2 separate regions of the Mus musculus genome follow, and region 1 is linked to region 2. The links are chromatin loops, found by intact Hi-C in ENCODE. Cell type or tissue: gastrocnemius. All regions are shown on one strand. Links, peaks and the distances in the headings refer to the core of each region. The heading gives the core; the rest is flanking DNA. Region 1 overlaps Msi2 (musashi RNA-binding protein 2). Region 2 overlaps Msi2 (musashi RNA-binding protein 2).

Region 1 (7,168 bases), core at 2,167-4,666, 54 kb after region 2:
CTACAGGTCTAGCGTGTCACGGCCTCAGCTTTTCTATAACTCCGTGGGCTACAGAATCTGACCTGCCTGTCCTCAGACTATATGGCGTCTCCATCCTGCTGACTATGAGGGTACATGGATTTTTCTGAAAAACTTCTAATGTCTTTGAGTAGAAGCAGGCAGAGCAGGGAGGTGGGTGCTGTAGAATACGATGCACACATCTTGTTGCCTGTCCGAAATCAGAAACCTCCAAAATGCAAGCCTTGGATAAAGAATTCTAGACTGCCTGTTCAAGTTGGCATCTTCGCATTCCTAGTAAGGACTGGTGGACCATGTCTTGAGCAATGATTTATATTTCCTTAGTGTCTTCAGGAGCAACTGGTAACGTAAGAACGAATAGCCCTAAGAGTGTCCTGGGTGAAAGGATAATTGTCCCCAATGCTTATTAGTGTTATTAGGCATGCGTTGATTACCAGGCTCTGTTCTTAACACCTTATGCACTTCCATTTGTCATTCATGTAGTGGTCCTGCAGGAAGACACTCATTGGGCCCTGAGGTCCAGGCACCTGCTGCTTCAGGAGCTATCTTAGGTCTCATTGCTGGGAGGGAGGGATGTTGTTTGAATTCAGGAAGCTTGAGTGCTAACTGCCAGCCAGACTGTCTGGACAGGGAGTGTAGGTGTTACACTCAACTGCACAGTTGGAGGCTGACCTGGAAGCCCTCGGAAGGCCTCTGCCCTGCTTCACTGTATGTAGGAGGCTCTACGTGTTTACTGGAACACTTGGTCAGAGAGACCTCTGGGTAAGGAGATGGAGTGATTGGGTATGGGGACTAATAAAGATGAAATCTCCATTTAGTGGGTTACAGAGCACAGTAGAACCCAGCACTTAGAGAAGCAATTTGTTCTCGTCAAAGGAACAGCCTCTTTCATGGTCATCTTGTCTAACATGTAAACAAGACTAGCCTGAGTGAGGTCCAGAGAGATGGAGCAACGCAGCCATTGTCTGTCCAAGGAGCCCAGCCATTGTCTGTCCAAGGAGCCCAGACCAATCGTCCTCCATGGTGCCTTTTCTCAGGCTCCAGGGTGGTGTGGCGTCCAGAGTGAGGGCAGGGCTGTTGTGTGGCTTTCAGCTCGTCACTGCGGAAACGCCACTCCTTGGTTGGTTAGTGTGGCCAGCTGACCTTCTGCTGTGTAACTTGTGTTTCTGACACCAGCAGTGTGCTTTCTATTCAACACATGCCTCCTTTGACTCAGTAAATCAACTGAAATGTAGTTGTGGTACCAGCAAAATATATCAGCAGCTCCTCTCATCCTTAGTCCCTCTCCTAAGAGCAAACCCAGAGCCCAGGAGTTCCACCTAGAAGAATGTCATCCCAGGCAGTAATCAAACAAAGTTCTTCTCAAATAATAAAGGACTTATTCAAGGATGTCCATTGTGGCACTGTTTATACAGACAAACTGAACAACCCAGCTGACCAACCCCTAAGGATTAGCTCAGTTGGGTTGTATCCTTCTGTTGTTCTGCAACCATGGAGCTCGCTGGCTGATGCTGAAGGTGCTCCCACCAGCTGGGTGGAGTGGTCCTGGAGCCCACTCAGAAACCCCAGCGTTTTGTAATGGAGTCTCATGTTTAGGTTTGATATAAATGTATAATACCCATTTTTTTAAAAAAGGAAATATATACAAAATTACATCCATATTTAAGTTGGAAAACCTGGGGGGCGGGGTCAGAGAACATGGCACAGTTGGTATGCTTGCTATGCGTGTACATGAGAACCCGAGTTGCATCCCCAGCAGTACGGAGAGACAAATAGAAAGATGCCTGGGCCTTGCTGAGCCATCTTGCTGAGCTGGTGAGCTTTCAGGTTCAGTGAGAGACTCTGACTTTTTAAAATGTGTAGAGTCATAGAGGAAGACACCCAATGTTGAACTCTGTCCGCTACACACAAAACCAAAGAACTCAGAAATTGTGGATGAGGTGGATAACCTGGGTAGGTGGATGGATAGAGAAAGCCAGCGGTATTGCTGCCTGGGAAGGTTTTTGTCATGAAAAATAATCATTACCTTCCTTTTGAATTCAGCATCTTTTGCTTTTAGAGTATGAACCTTGCTGAGAAAAATGGAAACATCTGAAAGTGAAGCCCCGCCCCTCCCTTCCCCTCCCTGTCCCTTTGCATTGTGAAATTCCCAGAATTAAGAGGGGGACATTTGACCTGGGTCTGTGAGAGGCTGTTCCAGGCAAGGAGCCTATCCACTTGGGCCTGTATAGAAAGACCTGGCTGCACGCTTACAGTCAAGGACGAGTGTCTTGTCCCGAGTGCAGAAAGATGACATAGTCCTCTTCACTCAGGAATCCTGGTCTCCCCAGCGCAGCACCGTAGACGAATGACCTCTGGGGTGTCTCAAGTGGCTTGGTTCTTGTGACAAGATTATGAAAGCAGCCTCCACTCTTACTGGTGAAATAGACACAATTAGCCCTGTTTTGTCTACATTAAGCCCAGCGAGGAGGACAAAGAACAGTTGAGATGATAAATAAATGTGCTTTAGTTAAAACCTATGTGACAGCTCAGAGCGTAGGTAGAGATCTGTGGGCTCAAGGGAGGCCTCACCTGGGGCTCCTGCAGGACACTGGAATACAACTCTTAAGAACTTTTTTTTTGTTTTTTGTTTTTTTAATTTCCCTCTGTTAAACAGCTCTACATTCTACAGAAGGAGGTTGATTCCAGGAGGTTTCAGCACCTTCAACTGCATTTTTGAAAAAGCCCTATTTCCATTAACTTGCTTCGAAATAAAAAGCTAGTAATTTTTTTTTTAAAAGGTAAATGGTAACATTTTTGCTTTCCTAAGGGCATGTGCTGTCCTTGAAACCAGAATGTCCAACAGTAAATTATTTGATTCCTTCCAACAGTACCCCTTGTGTGTGAGGCAAGTATAAACTTCCAATAAGGACAAACTACTCAGTCAGCCCAAGCTTGGAGCTGTGTACTTTTCTACCCAACTGGGTGGGCCAAAAACCCTCCGTGGAGTTTGCTTTAGGGTGGGGTGCGGCAAACCTGGGCCACTGAGGCTATCAAGAGGTTTGCTTAAGACTTAACTTACGTGGGTTACTGCAAAAGGGTTTATCTAGAGTTGTTCTGCTCTTCTGTGTTTTTGTTCCCTACCAGCGGTTGATGGGCACGGTGAGCTGGTCGCCTTGGCACCAGGCTGTTGAAGGCATAATCAAATCACAACCCTCATTTTCTGAGTTACGTAATTTTGCAGAATGGACGCAGTGGCTCCTGGGAAAACTGTCTTTCCTCCTGTGAATTTTAAGGTCCATTTATAAAATGAGATGCTGTGTTGAATAGATGGCTGGGAGCGGGGAGGGTAACCTCATTTCACCTTTCTGCGTCTCCGAGGTTGAGTGGCCTTTGCCCGTGGCGCCTTCATGGAAACAGTTCTAAATATAGTTTCTGTTTGTTGTTGAATAATGACACAGGAGGGCCGGTGGTAGGGTTTCCAACTCCTTTCAGTCAGCAAGCAGGACAGAAGGCATCCCGTTTAGAGGGCCACTGTGACCAGAGGGCCACTTGAGGGACTGTGCCGTCAGCGTTCAGGCTATGCTTGCCACTCCAGGTGTACTGAGTGTGAACTGTCTCTCAGCTTCCTGAGACCTACCCACTCTCTTCCCCCAAGTTCTCTAATTGGTTCTTAACTAGTACACAAGTGAATCGAAGGCATATAGCTGGACATTCTACCCTGCCCTGGGTGGTTCTCCATCCACAGGTCTTAGCTAATGTTTAAGGGAGTGGATGATGTAATGTCCAGAGTCATGGGTACCAGTGTGGTTTTTTGCAGGGATTATCACAGGCCATGTAGGGCCCTAGTGTTCCAGGCTCTGGTACCTTTATCTTCGAATTCGTATTTCCGGCCAGACAAGGGATGAGATTATATTGTTTTCTTTGCCTGAAGAGGCTTTTTGGTCTTATTGTTCTGTTGTGTCTAGAACAGCTTAAACTCCATAGTGAAACTTTTTCAACTGGCCCAGGACATACGATTCTGTGTTCCTGCTTGTATTTCCATGCAGTTTCCTGATGAGCCCACAGCCACAGGCAGACCTGCTTTGAGGTATCAGGCTGGAGTCAGGTGACTTGGGTTTCTAGAAGTTTCTACAAAAGCTGAATAAAAGGGGGAGAGTTGAGATGTCAAGAAAGAGGAGCCCAAGAGCTGAGTGGGTCAGTTGTCTTGATACTCTTGGGGCTGAGCCCTGCAAGGGATGTACGAGAGTTCTGCTGCATCTCAGTGAGTCCCCAAAACTGGGAGGGACATTGTAGCAGGTGCAGGGAGCGCCAGTGTGTCCTAAAGTGCCATGTCACATGACCCAAGACTACCAGGCATATGGCCCTTCTTAGTAAACACTAGGTAAATGTCTCAGGCTTCTCTGAAGTGATCTCGATGCCCCGAAGGGATAAGAGGACAGGTTTTATTATTCTCTCCATTTTGTGACTTTGTATTGGGAAAGCAAAGGCTTGTGAAGAGGCAGGGTTGTGGGAGATGTTTTTACCTTAGCGAACTGCAGCATCTTCAGATGCTTTGAATGTTACAGACTTGATTTTTTTTTAACGTCATACTGGGAAATGATCTTAGTCTCCTCTTGTATAGTAACGTAGTAATATATCATGTTTGCTTCTCACTGGGCACCTAGTAAGCTTTTCTCCGTGTGGGAGACACACTTTGGAATTTGATCATGGTGCCCGTTTTTACTGAGATGCCTAGGGGACTTGGAAGTCAATGTGGGGAAGAGAAGAGACACAGTGTGTCTGTGAATCGTGTTTTCAGATTTATTTTACCCCCTTTCTGTGATAAGACTCTCTAGTTTGATTGTCTTATGTCTCATCGTTGGTTATCTTCGAGCCTTAGAGAAAGCAGGGAGTTGAAGATCCTTTTTAAATAATTACATAACACAAATAGGGGACAGCCTAAGGAAACCTTCACATCACACAGAAAGCCTTAGAACGGGAGAAGTTTCTGAAGCAGGTGGATAGATGCTATCACATTATTTAAGAGTAGATCCACAGGCCAGACTGCCAGGGTTAGAATCTTGGCTCTGCGCTTTTATTGGCTATGTGACCTGGATATAGCCTGACCTCTCTGTCATTTAGTTTCCACATCTGTAAAATGGGGCTGTCTCCTGCCTCAGGGTTTATGCAGAAGCCTAAGGAATGTGCGCTGCTCATAGATGCATCCTGTTCCCTTGCCCTGTTGGCTGCGTTTGGTCCACGTCGCTGCAGATGACACATTGGCCTCTGAATGCTTCTCTCCCAGGCGTCTCATTCTTAACTTCTTTACTCCCAAGTCAGCCTTTTCTGGGTGTAATTAACCAGGGTACTGCTTACGCCTTTAAATATTTTTTAGTGAGAAGACTTTTCCTGTAGGGTTGGCATACTTTCTCAGGGGACCAAGGAAAAGGTGACATGGTTTACGTGGCGCCATGGGCCTCGACTAGCCCCAACAATACCTGTGGCTCAGCAGTGGTGGCTTCATCCTGGACTATTCCATCCAAAGGTCACCTTGTTTCTCTGTGCCTTAGTTTTCCTACAGTACTATGGGGTACATCAACTCCCTTGTCACCTCTGGGAAGCTGGAGTCTATCCTGTGCCCCCTGGGTGGAGATTTTCAGCCTGAAGGTTTACTGAACCTCTTCAGGGAGCAGGATTGAGAAGCCGGTAGTGCCTTTGGATTGGACGGTTCTAGTCATGTTTCTTCCCTGATTCTTGACAGTGACAGAATGCAGACAAAGTGGAAGACTGGCTGAAACTAAGGATTTACTGCCATTTTGTTGGTTTGGATAAAGGGAGACAGACTTCCCGGCTCCTTTGTTCCCAAAGATAGACAGGTGGAGAGTGATACCTGCCCCCCCCCCCCCCCCCACCTTGTGGGGTTGCTTTCTCCTGTACGAGTGCAGCAGCAGGGGTTGGGAAGAGTAACAAGCTAACAGAAACTGGTAGGAGACTTCAAGCTTGGGATTTAGCTATGATTAAAGCAGGAAGGCTTATGCCAGCACTATTGTTTGTTTGTTTGTTTGTATGCTTAACTACTGTTCTTGGTGGTTAAGGTCAGCTCAGCTCTTCTCTTCTAGCTGGCTCCTCTGCCAAAGTTATAGAGATGGATGTCCATGACTGATCTTCTGACTGTCATAGGGATGTGGCACCCCATGTGTTGTATTTCTCTGGGCATATTTTGTCCATTTTTATGGTTATATCTGGCCCCTCCTACCCACATTTCCTTGAGAAGTCAGTGGGTGAATTACTAGATTTTCCTCTGAAATGGATGAACTCATAGACGACTGAATGTTATCATTCTAGAGCCTAGAGGCCTTGGAGGTGGGGCTACTCCAATCCCAGGCCTTCCCCTACAGAATCGAGCCCTCCTTTCCACCAGCTGGCTCTCTGCAGGAATACCGCAGGATCCCCAGAGCAGCCTGGGCCCCATTGAGTTTTCTTCTGTGGTTCACTGTGAGTGAAGCTCTGAGTGACTGCCTCCTGAGCTCTCAGCTTCGTGACCAATCCATCCTCAGCTTTGTGGAGCTTGAGGCTCTGAGGCATCATTCTTGTCCGTATATATACCTTTAAATAAAAAAAGCTGGGAGTAGTGGCTCATGTCTATAATCCCAGCAGCCCGGGAGTTAGAGGCAAGAGGGTATGTGAAACCCATTATAAGAAACAAATAACAAATGACAAAAAGCAAAAACAAACAAACAAAACCAAAAAAAAAAAAACCCTGGAAAAAAAGAGGAAGAAAAATATTTAAATCCATTTAAAGAAGATACATTAAAATATATTTCTACAAGAGCAAGATGTTTTCATAAATGTATACATATAAAACATTCATATTAGTGTAAATATATCTACATTTCATATTTATCATTCCCTTTGATGGAAGTATTCAAAATCACCCTTCCTAGCTTTTTCAGATACACAGGACATCATTATGTATCATTGTTTCTGTTTTAATATTTGTAAAGTCTGGGCGCATTTAATTAATATAAGTATTTGATACAGTGACTTGTCTAAGAATGGCAAATGAACGTTGGGCCTTCTGGTAGTGTTAATGTCCAGAACATTGAGGGAGCATTATAGGATCTATCTATTATTGAACTCCTCAGTGCCAGGAGTCAGAATGTGTGTTGGTTAGCTATTGTTGTGTAAC
Region 2 (7,168 bases), core at 3,161-5,660:
ACTTCCATCTCAATGATCCTCCTTAAGCTTCAGAAGTGTAGGGGTTACAGGTGTGAGCCATCATGCCTGGCTGTAAAAGACCTTTTAAATCATCCTGAGTGATTTTTATTTTGCTAACACCAGTCAATTAAACTGAGATGAGTATTGTATTTTATAACTGGAGAGTTTTTAGATATTGTTGACTTTTGATTTTATTTATTTATTTATTTATTTATCTATTTATTTATTTATGGGATCCCCTTACCCCTGCTTTGCCAGGGAGAAGAGACAATGAGAATCACTACGGCTGGAAAAACATTTAATTTTGAGATTGTGATTTTTGTTTTTCTTTCAGATACCATTGTGTTTATTTTTCTTCTGGCTACACATTTGCACATTAGTTCTGGGTACCACTCAGGGTGTGTGGAAGAGAGGTCCCGTGTCTCAATAAGAATACATGAGCTCTGGCTTATAAAGCATTTCACTGGCTAAAAGGCATGGTAGAACATTCCGGAAAGGTGAACCGTATAGGTCCTACAGGGAGAAGAACTGAGATCGGGGGTTGAGGGGGCTTTTGAGTTAGCCAAGAAGTTACTAAAAGCTGAACTCTAACCCTGAGAAATGAGTGATTAATAATTAGGTGCTTGGTCATTCATTTTTTTTCCTCCTCTCTCCAAACTACTCCACTGACTTACTCATTTTTTTGTTTTTATTTTATTTTTCTCCAGATTGACCCAAAAGTTGCATTTCCTCGTCGAGCGCAACCTAAGGTAAGTAGGTAGAAGAGCCATGGGTGGGCTTTTTAACAAGGCTTTCTCACTTCAGACCGAACACTGGCAACTGTTGGAGGCTGGTGGTTCTGTCTCCAGGGTCTCAGCAGAGGGAGGTGAAAGGCCCAGGTGAGCAGTTCTGAGAGATGACCCTGCCTCTGCAAGCCAGCATGCCGATGTGGGTTTCAAGCCATCCGGCCGGGGAGGGGGCCAGTGTGGTCCTTCATGTGAGAACTGCCCGCTGCAGAGTTTATGCAAGTGTTCTGTTTATTCTAAAGCATCTCTGAGATCCTGTCAGGAAAAGTTGAACATTTCCTTATGCCTTTCTACGGAAGGTACTCTATGGAGGTCTTAACAATCTGGAGGTTTTGAAGAAGAGGAGAATGTCAGTAAAAACAGCTTATCCTTTCTTGGAAAGGGAAAAAAACTTTCCGTAGGTTCCCCCTCTCCCTAAAGCTATAGGTCTGGGGAGAGGGAGCTAGGGATGCCCCCAGTTTCAGGTTTTGGATCAATCAGAGCTGGGAGAAACTAACACTGCTCAGCTTCTGAGTTCCAACAGCCAGGACCTGGGAGGAGGAGTCTGAAACGGCTGACCCCATAGGAGTAGCATTGCAAGATGTACTTACTGCTGCACTTTTGTGAAGTACGCAGGTAACAATGTTTCCCCTGTACCTGCCAGCTGTGGCTCTGTGGAGGCAGCTGGAGGCAGCCCTGCCTGCAGCTCCTCCATCTGATTTAAGGTGTTCCGATCCTCCTCCTGCCTTTTACATCTGCCCTTCCTGTCTGCTGTACTGCTCTTCCCGTCCACTGCACCGCATTAAAACATGTGCCTTGACGTGTTTTTGGGAAGAGGGCTACGGAGTTTCTGACTGTAGGTGCAGGAAGAGAAAAAGGATGACGGCTCTTGAGAAATTCCGTTTATTCCCTTCAGCCAAGGCTCTCAGAGTGGAGCCTTCTAATCGGGTAGAAGAGAAAATGGTTTTGCACATTAGCGAAGGAAAAGGTGGTTGTTGTAAATGGGATTTGAGAATTTCAGGTCTGGGACCTGTCACATGAACGAGTAAGAAGTAAGTTTGTTTGTTCCTTCCTTCCTTCCTTCCTTCCTTCCTTCCTTCCTTCCTTCCTTCCTTCCTTCCTTCCTTCCTAAAGATGAAACTGGTATCCCTTAAGTGAGTAGAAATTCATACTTGAAGGTGGCTTTTTTTCCCCCTAATGCTTAAACAGGTCACAGGAATTTCCTTTACCTGGCCTAAACTTTGGGGCTGGCTTTAACTATGAGTTGCTTTTCATGTTTGCTTGAGAACCTTTCCGTCTCTGTACCAGCAGTATTTCCTGGGTCTGGAAGAATTATCATTTCTTCCCTAGTGTGAATCTTCAGATTTCCAGGTTAGTCACTGGATCACTCACAACTTGGATCAGATTTCCCTTTAGGGAAACTGGGAAAATCTGACTTGGTGAAACCATGGATTCAGACCTGCCCCCTCCACCCCCCCCCCCTCTCTCTCTCTCTCTCTCTCTCTCTCTGTTCTCATCAACTTTCTTCTTCAGCAGGAAGGTGGTATTTTGTGTTAATGTGCTGTGGTTGTTTGAAAACAAGATAGATGATGTCTCAGATCTGTCAAAGGAACTCGAACTGTCCCCATTTTGCAGCCCAGGCCTCAGCCTGGGGTGTTTGTGAGTTCTCAGATAAATGTGTTAATATCAAACTGGTTGAAAAAGACCGATGGCCTTGGAAATTCAGGGATTTAGTAATGGGACCTTTGTTTCTTTTAACATTTAATGACATGTCTGTCACCTTGTAAAGGTCTTTGCTGTCCCATATCCACACCTGCATCCCAGCCCTGTCTTAGTTTCCTTATCTCTGAACCAGGAATCATGATATCAGCTCCTCCACAAAGGTTTCTGTGAAAAAAAACCCCGAGAGCGTCCTGGTGAGGGCCTCTCTCCTCATCCTCCATCCTCGCCATTGTCACGGCTGTTTTAATCGTCGTCACGATGGAGCAGGATTGCAAGCTGGACCACCTGGTCTCAGATGGCAGCTGTGCCCGTCATTAACTGTTAGGAACTTGGCCCAAATCACGCAACTTCCTTGAGAGTCCATCCCCTTGCTCAAAGTTGGCTATGGGTGAAATAAATGCGCTCCTAGCATGGGTGTGACACTTGCTGATGCCAAAGGATGATCCACTGTTGTTACTGGTTATTTTTGAGAGAGAGGCCTTGAACTTCAAATCTTCCTGCCTCTTAAACCTCTCACTTTTGTTATGGAGGGCCTCATACTAGTTCTCTGAGAGATCCAGTGAGAACACTAACTGAATGTGTGTCCCAGGCAGTTGGCATGGGGGTGGTGTGTCAGCTCCACTGGACAGAGGAGGCAGCTGAAACATTGACTGGCTGTGTAGCGATATTAAAAAAAAACCACCTAGGCATCTGCCTCTGCAGTTGGAGTGTTGACTGCTATGTAGTCCTATTGGGTTACCACGACGCGTTGCCTCCCTGTCAGAAGTGAGGAGACATGGCTCCCTAAGGTCAGAAGACTACAAAGAGTAGAACTGACGGCAGCCTTACTGAAGTTCCAGGGTCTGGGGTTCTGGTCATTTTCCACCCCTTGTGACGTCATTTAATTATATGACACTATCATGTGTTCTCTGTCTGATCCCTTGGGGTATATTCTTTCAGGTGCTTCTGGGGTTGCTCAGCTCAGGAAAGCAGGAGTTGTTGAGGTGTAGTTGTGCCATGGTTGGGAACTGGAGTAGGGTAGGGAAAGGATTTGCCCTGTTTGCTTGTTTTCCCACAGAACTGGCCATCAGGGTTCCAGACCAAGGTGACTGCTGGGGACAGCATCCAGGCTGGCAAGAGTCTAGAACTTTGAGTGAAGCCTCATTTATGTTTTATTTATCTTCCTTTCATAAAACGTGTGTGTGTGTGTGTGTGTGTGTGTGTGTGTGTGTGTGTGTTGGGGTCATGGTGACAGGCCAGACTGCACTCTTCTGTGTGGACTGGGTGAACAGCTTGTAAATGAAGTGTCAGTCTATGTTTCAGTTAAAACTCATTTCTCTGCTTTCTGGCCGCCCCTCCCTGCTCACACTTGCCAGGGAAATATTCCGTGGAGGTGTTAAACAAGACGGGTGGAAAGAAACTGTAACTTGAGACCAAAGAAAATCTGTGGCAGTGAAGAACGGATTTCATATGAGTACTGTCATAATATTCTTTAATGTCTTGTATAAATAAAAAAAAATCAGTTTTGTCCAGAATTTTGATGAGCAACGGAGGAGGCAGGCTGTGGAGTCCCGCCGCCGTTCACCCGTCTCACCCTTTGTGATGCTGAGGTTCACGTGACTTTCTTAGGGAGCCTTGGGACTATGCTTTGGAGGCCAGTGGCCGTTCATTAGCGAAGTACATTTTGATCAGGAAGAGAGGTGATCACTCCATGTCTTCCTGTTTCATTTTTAAACTACGTAAGAGAACTCTGCTCCACCTCCACCGTTTTAAAAATTAAAATGGTCACGGGACTCTTAAAAAAAAAAAGACTTAATTTGAAGCTGTGACAGACCTGAGGGTGATAAGGATCAGTCACTCAGTGTCCTTCCTTTGTCTCCTTTGGGCCCAAGTGTCAGCTGCCTGGGAGAGTTTTGTTCTAGCCTGTGGCTTCTTTTTCTTTTATGGAGGAACCTACTGGTTCCTTAGCATCCGTGGGCGGAGCGTGGAGCCTGGGTGAGCCCCACCATCTGTCCTTACTGTCCTTTGGTAGAAGAACACAATCTCCACTCTTTACGATGATTGTTTCTAAAGGTTTTTATTTCTTTTAGTCAAATTGACTTTATCTTTTAATGAACACATAAAAAAACATAAACATTGCACAGACATGGAAACGGCGCGGGGCTGACCAGTTGGGTCAGCAGGGAACCGTTGTTGCTTGTAGAGGGCCCAAGTTCTGTTCCCAGTCTTCTATGTAAGGTTACAACCACCTGTAACAGCAGCTCCAGGCTATCAGACATTCTTTCTTCTGGTCTCTGCAAGCATTGTCACGCACGTGTCTCGAACACACACACACACACACACACATACACACACACACACACACACACACACCCCACAAAACCATAAATTAAAAAAAAAACCCGCATTATCAGTGAACAAGTGCTGTTTTGATTCATGTGTATGTTCATTGTGTCGCTTGAAACATTAGCTGCTGGTCTCAAGAGGTCATTTGTTCCATCTATTTCCAGTTGCTTTCAGGGACAGCTGGGTGATCATGAACATACCATGTAAATCCTATCAAACCTCAGTTTCCTTCTCTCTCTCTCTCTCAAAAAAAAAGCTATGCAGATCCTCACCATGCTGTTTTGGAAATCAATGCAGATTGTTCTCTGGGGGGCTGTGTGTGGACAAGTGGCACCCAGCACACTCCTGCTGACACTCTTACAGGATTATTATTTTTTGGTTTCTTAAGATGAGATCTCTCTGGCCAGCCTCAGAATCATTGCATGGCTCATGATGACCTCGAACTGTTCATCTCCTGCCTTTACCTCCCAAGTTCTGAAATAACATAGACAGTTTTCTGCAGTAGTTGGAGAGGGAACCCAGGGTTTCATGCCTGCTGGGCAGCCATTCTGCCAACTGAACTTAGAATTAAAGAATAAAAACAAGCAAACACCACCCCAACCCCCCAAAACCAAACCAAACCAAAACAAAAAAACCTTCATCAGAATTCAAGCCCCCTGGCTCTTTGGAGCTATTGGTGGTCAGGGGTCAGTGAGATGAATCAGACCTGGCTTTTCCTCACTGGAGAGAGCTGCTATCCAGCTGCTATCCAGATGTGTTCTGTGGGTGCTTCCAGTCACCACAACAGTTAAGTTGTGGAGGGTTGAGCCAGATTTTCTTGTTCCCGTCTTGTCCTTAGACGTTGCTTCAGGGTCCTGAAAGGTTCTCTGTGAATCACGCATCCAGATGGGTGCAGTGGCGGCCGTGCACACCTCCTGTTCCAGGGGAGTGGTTTCTTGGCAGCTTCTTCAGGGTGCAAGGGTGAGATTCCAGCATCTGGCCTTCCCTTGCTGCTGTAGATCGGGTCACCCAGCATCTTGCCGTCTTAGATGTTCTGCAGCTGCAATCTCGGCAGCCACGGTTTTAAGCCGCCTGTCTGTTAGCTTTTCCCTGCTCTGCAAGGCTGTAGGGGTGCGTCTGTGGCCCTTTTCCCCCACTGGTGAAGACCTTGAAGGATTAATGGCTTAGCGTCTCGCTTGTCCAAGAGCCCTGCTCTTTCCTGTGCTCCAAGTCCTTAGCAGGTGTCAGCTCAAGAAGGAGGGACACTTTGTCCTACAGATGTCCTCTTCCTGGATGTTGCCTTTCCTTCCTGGCTGGGGTCTCTCTATTCATATCAGGCTGCTAGGATGACAAAGCTGTGTCTCATGTCCTTTTGGTAAACAGGTGAGCCTCCTTCCTGTCCCCCAAGCAGTCTCTGAGGGCCCGTCTTTGTGGCCCCCTCCATATAGTGTGTTCTAAATGTCCGCTTTTAAATTTTCATATCCAGAAATTCTTTGACTGCAACCCCCAGAATACAGGGATATATGGCCCTTTTATCTTTTGCCTCTTACTGAATTTAGCAAATTTCCATGAGCTCAGGAGATGGACGAGCCTGTGGCTAGCCCCAAGATCCTGCTCAAGCCACTCACCACGCGTCAGCTCGTGATCCTTACTTACTGCCCCTCTGGGCATTGACTCTCTCTTGCAGGGGATTTGAGACCCCCCCTCAGTGCTTCCTTGGGCTTCGCACTGCCAATGGAGCAGCTTAAATGCATTGGCCTTGGGTTTTGTGTCCTTCAAGAGCCCAGCTCAAGGGTCTCTTTGCAGCTTATATCACATCTTTTCTTGCTTCCTTGCCCTTGGGACTGTGAGACCTTTGGGGATCACATCTCTCTCCATGCCCTTCTCCCTGACACATGGTCATGACACATTCTCGCATGGCCTGAGCTAGCCCAGCCTCCTCCTAAAGCCCAGTCCTGCACTGTTTTATGATGCCTTATTAGGTGGTGTTGTGGTACACACACCACAGAGCATACTGAGCTTGCACAAGCTAAAATAGATGGAGGCAGGATACACTCACTGCAGGGACACCTGGTTGTGTGTGTGTGTGTGTGTGTGTGTGTGTGTGTAAAATGTAAGTGAAATGGCATGAAGTTCAGGTTTTAACTCTGGATTTCTAATGTTTGAGCTTGTCCTCAGTTCTTCTACTGGCTGTCAGCTAATGGAGCACCTATACCCACTGGAGGCTGTGGTAGGCATTCCAGTGTTTATTCCTTACTGAGTGCCTAGTGCCTGCCAGCCAGCCTGAGGCTCTGAGATGGTATGGGCAGGAGGACCACCATCTCAGAACCACTTTCATTCAAGCATGGCTCTAAGAATGGAGCAAACAGCTAAGAGCA

Evidence for each region. A loop is a pair of places that touch in the nucleus more often than their neighbours do. Peaks named below come from ENCODE experiments on the same cell type or tissue, not always from the same donor. Only the 100,000 strongest peaks of a DNase experiment are listed, where the experiment ranks them.
Region 1: a loop joins it to region 2, with 4 times the contacts of the local background. A loop is called at or near these places in 7 of 42 quality-filtered maps.

Annotation. Positions count from the first base shown.
Region 1 is chr11:88,651,174-88,658,341 of GRCm38, reverse strand. The region is part of intron 5 of Msi2 (musashi RNA-binding protein 2); the gene reads left to right. Among named protein-coding and RNA genes, the nearest start is that of 0610039H22Rik, 36 kb to the right of the region's middle. In gastrocnemius, for the core only: no CTCF peak of the experiment used is centred there; no DNase peak of the experiment used is centred there; H3K4me3 peaks cover 980 bases; H3K27ac peaks cover 2,500 bases.
Region 2 is chr11:88,706,019-88,713,186 of GRCm38, reverse strand. It overlaps Msi2 (musashi RNA-binding protein 2), which reads left to right. Exons shown (of 14, transcript NM_054043.3): 5 at 708-749. Among named protein-coding and RNA genes, the nearest start is that of Msi2, 8.6 kb to the left of the region's middle. In gastrocnemius, for the core only: no CTCF peak of the experiment used is centred there; no DNase peak of the experiment used is centred there; H3K27ac peaks cover 1,563 bases.